Linked DNA regions of Homo sapiens: all the other regions are linked to region 1. Evidence: read pairs that join two places in POLR2A ChIA-PET (ENCODE). Cell type or tissue: GM12878. All regions are shown on one strand. Region 1 overlaps MAP2K6 (mitogen-activated protein kinase kinase 6). Region 2 overlaps LOC105371878 (a long non-coding RNA gene). Region 3 has its middle 25 kb from the start of MAP2K6.

Evidence for each region. Peaks named below come from ENCODE experiments on the same cell type or tissue, not always from the same donor. Only the 100,000 strongest peaks of a DNase experiment are listed, where the experiment ranks them.
Region 2: POLR2A ChIA-PET joins it to region 1 with 6 read pairs; 10 of 35 experiments call an interaction of 5 or more read pairs at or near these places.
Region 3: POLR2A ChIA-PET joins it to region 1 with 5 read pairs; 4 of 35 experiments call an interaction of 5 or more read pairs at or near these places.

Annotation. Positions count from the first base shown.
Region 1 is chr17:69,516,114-69,518,613 of GRCh38, reverse strand. It overlaps MAP2K6 (mitogen-activated protein kinase kinase 6), which reads right to left. Exons shown (of 12, transcript NM_002758.4): 3 at 1,711-1,759; 4 at 1,001-1,114. Among named protein-coding and RNA genes, the nearest start is that of MAP2K6-AS1, 32 kb to the right of the region's middle. In GM12878, no CTCF peak of the experiment used is centred here; a DNase peak (open chromatin) is centred at 1,533; H3K4me3 peaks cover 1,732 bases; H3K27ac peaks cover 2,500 bases.
Region 2 is chr17:69,334,142-69,336,641 of GRCh38, reverse strand. It overlaps LOC105371878 (a long non-coding RNA gene), which reads right to left. Exons shown (of 4, transcript XR_934949.2): 2 at 1,316-1,434. Among named protein-coding and RNA genes, the nearest start is that of ABCA5, 8.3 kb to the right of the region's middle. In GM12878, a CTCF peak has its summit at 1,429 (motif pointing left); a DNase peak (open chromatin) is centred at 1,381.
Region 3 is chr17:69,388,055-69,390,554 of GRCh38, reverse strand. No RefSeq gene overlaps it. Among named protein-coding and RNA genes, the nearest start is that of MAP2K6, 25 kb to the left of the region's middle. In GM12878, no CTCF peak of the experiment used is centred here; no DNase peak of the experiment used is centred here.

The DNA of each region.
Region 1 (2,500 bases):
ATTCCTAACAATAGCCCCAATCTATTAACTCAGCTAGAGATGTTAATTCTTTATGATCCTCCAAACACCTACTCAATAATATGAAATGATTTTAAATTTCCTTTCATAGCTCAAAAACTATGCAAATTTACTCTAGATATATTTTACCCTCCTTTTTCCACAAATGGAGACAATTTTCTCTCCCAATTCTGGTTTCTTGATTTTCAGAGGCAATTCTTTAAAAGCAACAAAATATAGAATAAAAGAGATCTATGAGTCATAACAGCCAAATGCAATACGTAAACTTTCATTGGGATGCTGATTTGAAAATCCAACAGGACAAAACAAACACACACACTTTGAGATGATCAAGGAAATTTTCATTTGGACTCCGGATTAGATGAAGGAAGTATCATTATTATTATTATTATTATTAATATTATTTGAGATGGAGTCTCACTCTGTTGTCCAGGCCGGAGTGCAGTGGCACGATCTCGGCTCACCACAACCTCCACCTCCCGGGTTCAAGTGATTCTCCTGCCTCAACCTCCCAAGTAGCTGCGACTACAGGTGTGTGCCACCATGCCTGGCTAATTTTTTGTATTTTTAGTAGAGACGAGGTTTCACTATGTTGGCCAGGCTGGTCTCGAACTCCTGACCTCGTGATCCACCCGCCTTGGCCTCCCAAACTGCTAGGATTACAGGCGTGAGCCACCACACCTGGGCCATTAATTATTTTTAAGTGTGATGATGACATGGTAGTTTTGTAAAAATTAAAAATGGTAGAAGAATGGGTGGAGGGAGAGTTAAGAGTTAAAAAAACAAATAAAAAGTAGATACAACTCACACCAAGGAAGACTTTTCCATACCTTTGGAGGAAAATACTGTTCCCTGCAAATAATCTTTTCTGTTTTACCCTACGGAAGATGGTTTTGCTTCTATTAAAAGGGCTGGTTGACAATTGAGGTGGACAAATGTATACACAGCAGATATAAAACATTTGGGAGAATGTCAACTCTACCTTCACTGCCATGATCTGCCCGCTGGGCACGTGCCGCATCTTCTCCACCACCCCGTACGCACCTCGTCCCAGTTCCATTATAGGCTCCAGGTCATCTGCCTTCACCTCAAAGTTCTGCAAGAGAGAAAAGGAATAATGCAATGGGAAAGAGAAAAATAAACAGAACAGAGAGCACATTATCCTCTATCTCGTTTCTCTCAATGTTCTAAGGATTATTTCTGGGCCAGAAGATTTTCTAGCATGTCAAAGCAGCCTCTGAAAGCAAGAAGCTACAAGAAGGGCCAAGAGATGTCTAGGAGCTCCCACGGTAGCCCACCTGCTTGTCCCAGGCAACACAGAAACCCAACTTGGACTCAGCTTGCCAATGTCTCAGTTGAAGCTATTTCACTGAAGTTCTTTAGCCATGACCCTTCATTGTGTCTGTAACCCACTATTGACTGATGGCAACTAGATTATGTCTGAGCTTTGAGAAATGCCCTCCCAAGAGAACCATCTACTCTATTCAAATACCTTCCATCAAAACCACAATAGCCTGATTTCAATTCAACATTCTTTCAAAATAGCAAAAACTTTGCATACCACTTCCCTTTAAATGCAAACTTTTTTTGACTCATCCCCTGACAGCATGCTAGGGAAAATAAATTTTTCAGTCAGAAAGCATACATATAAAATGGCCAACGTATTAGGTGGCAGACATGATTTTTTCTTACCTGATTTCCAATAGAAATGCAAGCCTTGGAGTCTAAATCTCGAGGTGGTCTAAGAAAGATAAGGGGGAAAAGAAGAAACATAAGCTATTGAGTCAATTATGTCCTTCCCAAATCACACACCACTGAGGATATTTTTTCCTTAAGAAGAAAGTGGAAGTTCATGAGTAAACTAAAGCAGCCTATGAGTGTGAATAAGAGGGGATTTGAAATAAATCACATTTGGGTTTAAATCACTTAATCTCTTTGGGGCTCCCTTTCTTCTTTAACATGGGGATATTAATATACCTATATTGTGAAGCAGGAGTGAGTATTAAAAGAGACAATACAAGTAAAATGCTTAGCTGAATGTCTGGCATACAGTAAATATCTAATTCGTATGAGCTATACATGTGCTATTATATAGATTAGGGTGCCCAACCCCCAAGCCATGGACTAATACCAGTCAGCAGGAGATGAGTGGTGGGTGAAGGAGAGAAGCTTCACCTGTACTTACAGTAGCTCCCCATCGCTCACATTACCACTTGAGCTCCATCTCCTGTCAGATCAGCAGTGGCATTAGATTCTCATAGGAGCACAAACCCTACTGTGAACTGTGTATACAAGGGATATATGTTGTGCACTCCTTATGAGAATCTAATGCCTGATGATCTGTTGCTGTCTCCCATCACCCCCAGATGGGACCATCTAGTTGCAGGATAACAAGCTCAAGGCTCCCATTGATTCTACATTATGGTGAGTTGTATAATTATTTCATGATGTATTACAATGTAATAATAATAAAGTGCACAAT
Region 2 (2,500 bases), 180 kb after region 1:
TTATTGAGAGCTCACCTTTACTGAAAGCCATTTATTCTGTGGGATTCTTTTGTTTCCTGAGTTGTGTATATGTCCTCATCAAGGATTTTATATTTGCTTCTATAGGGCCTGGCTCTTTCTTAGGATTCTCTTTTCAAATGATAAGGTAAAATTAGATTTCCATTGGCAGAGGCTTTCAATATTCACAGGAACCATTACTCTCACCCCTACTCATCCTAGACTTCTAAGGCTTCAAAAAGTGAAAACCTCTTTAGGGTTCTAGTTTATGTAGGAATGTTAGTTCCAGATCCTCATAAGTGGCTTTAGGACCACATCTTTTAGTCCCAAATGGGGTTAAACCTCAGCTCCTGGACCTTATTATTGTGACTTTGAATTTCTTCTTCAATTCTGGTATCTGAAGCCTTTGCTGTCTCTGTTTTAAACTCAGCTTTATATTTTAAAATACTCATACTCTATTCATTATTTCTATATATTTGGAGAAGGCAGGAGTCTCATGCCATGGGAAAAAAGGGAAAATGGGGAAAAGATGATTTGATTCCACAGGTTTTGCTAATGAATTTCATCCAACTCACACATGAGACTACCATTAAGAATCACCGTATTATTTTGTTATTCTTAGAGTTTTTTGCAATAGTCTTATGGATATTAACATTAAACCCAATTCAATAAATAATAATATGTAAAATATTTCAGGATATATAGACTACTAAGACAGTCTCTGCACTCAAGAGGCAAACATTGTATAGTACAGAGATTAAGTAAATTTCATAAATAATCACAATGCAGGAAGCCTAATTGCTATGGAGATGCATATAGCTCTTTAGAATAATACATTACACGTATTATCAAACAAATTACTAAAATTGTTAGAAGAATGGAAAAGGAATCAGAAGAAGGCATTTTCAAGTAATAGTAACAGGAAAAACTTCATGATAGTGGTACTAGTTGAAATGTGCCTTGAAGAATGACTAGGATTTCTGAAAATAAAAACTATGAGGGAGGGGTCAGAAGGGAGGTAGTGGCTTTTCAAAGTAGAAAGAAAAGCATTAGCTTAGACAAGGAGCTTGGAGGGTGGAGGGCCTCCAATAAGGAACAAGTAATCCAATTTTCCAGGTTAGGATGTTAGAAAAGCAGTATCATTAGAAAGTAAAAGTAAAGAAATGTAAAAAAAAAAAAGGGGTATGGGGGTTGGTAAAAAATGGGCAAAAATTAAAGCTAATTTAATTTAAAATGTTTTACTGTCATATTTATCTAAAGAGAAAAGATAATGTTGGGTTAATTTTTAAGGATAAATTTAAAAACCGGGATCACTTACATCTTAGGTTGGGCAAGTTTCTTCTTCTCAATGACCTGATCCTCTGATTGGTTAGTTTTACAGTTTCCAGGAAGGTAAACGGAATCAGCATTTTGGTCTCTCAGGCATACAAGTACCATCTAGTGGCAAAGGAAAGCAACCACAAGAATGAAATTATACAGGAAACATTTGCTTGTTTATTTTGAATTTTATTTATATTATAATTAGCTAATAACAGAAGGCCATGTTCTACTTGAATAGGGAAATAAAGTACCCTTTAATCAAACATTGCTTGATTATTGGATTAAAAGAATGTGAGATCAGACAAACATGGGTTATAAAGAGCTTATTAAATATGAAATGTTTGAAAATTTTACAAGAAGTTAATATCAAATTATATTTTGGGAATAAAACTTAAAGAAGGATCTACTTGAGTTTAAAGAGAGAGAGAGAGAAAAAGAAAGTCAATGTAAATGACGAAGAGGCAGAAATACTGAAGGTAACTATTTCTTTTTTTTTTTTTTTGAGATGGAGTTTTGCTCTTGTTGCCCAGGCTGGTGTGTAACGGCTCAATCTCGGCTCACCGCAACCTCCACCTCCCAGTTTCAAGCAATTCTCCAGCCTCAGCCTCTTGAGTAAGTGGGATTACAGGCATGCGCCACCACACCCAGCTAATTTTGTATTTTTGGTAGAGACGGGGTTTCTCCATGTTGGTCAGGCTGGTCTCAACCTCCCGACCTCAGGTGATCCGCCCGCCTTGGCCTCCCAAAGTGCTGGGATTACAGGCATGAGCCACTGTGCCCGGCGAAGGTAACTATTCTTTTGGAATTTTCTCTGCTTCCACTTTGCCTAACTCCTACTTAGCCTTCAAATCTTTAGATATGTCTTCCTCTAAACAATGTTCCTTGACACCCCAGGTCTGTATTAGATGAATCACCAATGTCCTTCTATGGACCACTATTCCCATGATGCTACTGACCACACTTCTTTGTCACTTCCCATTTTATAGCCCTCATTGCAATCAATAATCCTAAACAGCTAGAGCCATGTCTGTTTCATCCACTGTTCTATCCCAAAGGCTTAGGATAGTACCTGACATGTAATAGGTAATTCACAAATATTTACAGAATGAATGGACAGATTAATGAAGAAAGAGAATAACTGTGATGGAAATGTTCAAGGTACAAATATCGAAAGCTAGTATCA
Region 3 (2,500 bases), 130 kb after region 1:
TATAGCTAATAGTTAGCTGGCATGCCAATCTCAGATTCCAGCAGCTAACGGACTACCATGTTCAATCAGGTATATCCAACTGTTGGAGTTGTCTTATTCAATGACTAAATTTGGTTGGAGAAAAGAAAGGAGAGGGGAATAAAAATACGAGGAGCTGGCCGGGCGTGGTGGCTCACACCGGTAATCCCAGCACTTTGGGAGGCTGAAGCGGGTGGATCACCTGAGGTCAGAAGTTTGAGACTAGCCTGGCCAACATGGTGAAACCCCGTCTCTACTAAAAATACAAAAATTAGCTGGGTGTGGTGGCGGGCGCCTGTAATCCCAGCTACTCAGGAGACTGAGGCAGGAGAATTGCTTGAACCTGGGAGGCGGAGGTTGCAGTGAGCTGAGATTGCGCCACTGCACTCCAGCCTGGGCGACAGGGCAAGACTCCGTCTCAAAAAAAAAAAAAAAAAAAAAAATACAAGGACCTAAACTGAGACTAAAAGAGAGCTTTGAGGTCAGCTATTGTGAGGTTTCAGTTATAACTTCACAGATGGTCCGGGCAGATAAAGAAGAAAAGGATAGTTTCAGAGATCTGGTAGTCAGTCTCTTGAGTTCTGCTACCAATGTTAAAGGTGTTTTCATTTATTTATTCATTCATGTATTCACTTACTTGTTCATTCACACACCCATTTGTTCATTCTGCTTTGCAGGGAAGATGAAGTGGGGATAAGAATGAGTTTGGGCACCAGGCATGGTGGCTCATGCCTGTAATCCCAGCACTTTGGGGAGCTGAGGTGGCAGGCAGATCACCTGAGGTCAGGAGTTTATGACCAGCCTGGCCAACATGGTGAAACCCCATCTCTACTAAAAATACAAAAATTAGCCAGGCGTGGTGGTATATGCCTGTAATCCCAGCTACTCAGGAGGCTGAGGCAAGAGAACCATTTGAACCCAGGAGGCAGAAGTTGCAGTGAGCCAAGATCGCACCATTGCACTCCAGACTGGGCGACAGAGTGAGACTCTGTCTCAAAAAAAAAAAAAAAAAAGGAATGAGTTTGGCCATCTGACTTGATGATCTTATTCTTCCTGAGAGCTTTACCCACTTGTCACTGATAGGAAAAACTTTGATTGTAAAACCAATTACAGATCACTCTATTTAGAGGTGTGGCGATCATGGCAATCATTTTGCTTAAAGTTACCCTTAGCCCCCTTTTCTATATACTTTGAGAATCCAAGAAGCTATCAGAACCAATGATGTTGTAGCTGAACTGAGCCTCTGGCAAAAGAAAAGATAGCTGATGCAAAACAAAACCACAATTAAGTGATGCAAAACAAAACCACAATGAGATACCACCTCACACCTATTAGGATGGCCGCTACAAAAAAAAATAAACAGAAAATAATAATTGTTAGTGATGACGTAGACCAATTGGATCTCTTGTCTACTGTTGATGAGAATGTAAAAGGGTGTAGGCACTATGGAAAACAGTGTGGGGTTTCCTTCAAAAATTAAAAATAGAATTGCCATATGATTCAGCAATCCCACTCCTGGGTATATATTCAAAAGAATTGAAAACAGATGTTAAAGAGATATTTGCACGCCCATATTCATTGCCGCATTACTCCGGATAGCCAAGAGGTGGAAGCAACCTAAATGTCCATCTAGAGATGAGTAGATAAAGAAAATGTATATACATACAATTGGGATTCGATTCAGCTTTAAAAAGGAATGAAATCCTGTCACATATCTCAACATGAATGAACTGTGAGGACATTAAGTGAAATAAACCAGTCACAAAAAGACAAATACAGTATGATTTCACTTATATGAGGTATCTAAAGCAGTCAAATTCATAGAAATCAGAAGTATAATGGTAGTTTACAGAGACTAGGCATAGGAAAAAAGGGGAATTGTTCGATGAGTATAGAGTTTTGGTTTTGCAAGACAAAAAACTTCTAGACATGCGTTGTACAACAATGTGCATATAGTTAACACTACTATAACGTATACTTAAAAATGGTTAAGGTGGTAAATTTTATGTTATGTCATTTTTATGCAATAAAAAAGTAGGAAAGAAAGAAGGAAAGTGAGTGAAGTTCCCAGTAAAACCCTAGTTGTAACCTTTTTTTTTTTTGAGACAGAGTCTCGCTCTGTCACCCAGGCTGGAGTGCAGTGGCACAATCTCGGCTCACTGCAACCTCCGCCTCCCAGGTTCAATCAATTCTCCTGTCTCAGCCTCCCAAGTAGCTGGGACTATAGGAAAGTGCCACCACGCCTGGCTAATTTTTGTATTTTTACTAGAGACGGGGTTTCACCATATTAGCCAGGATGGTCTCCATCTCCTGACCTGGTGATCCACCCACCTCGGCCTCCCAAAGTGCTGGGATTACAGGTGTGAGCCACCACACCCAGCCTTCCCTAGTTGTAATCTTAAGGCTGATTGGCTCTATAAATTCTTCTAAATGTATAATTGCTTAATCAATACTTTGTTACATTCATGACTAGATGCCTTTT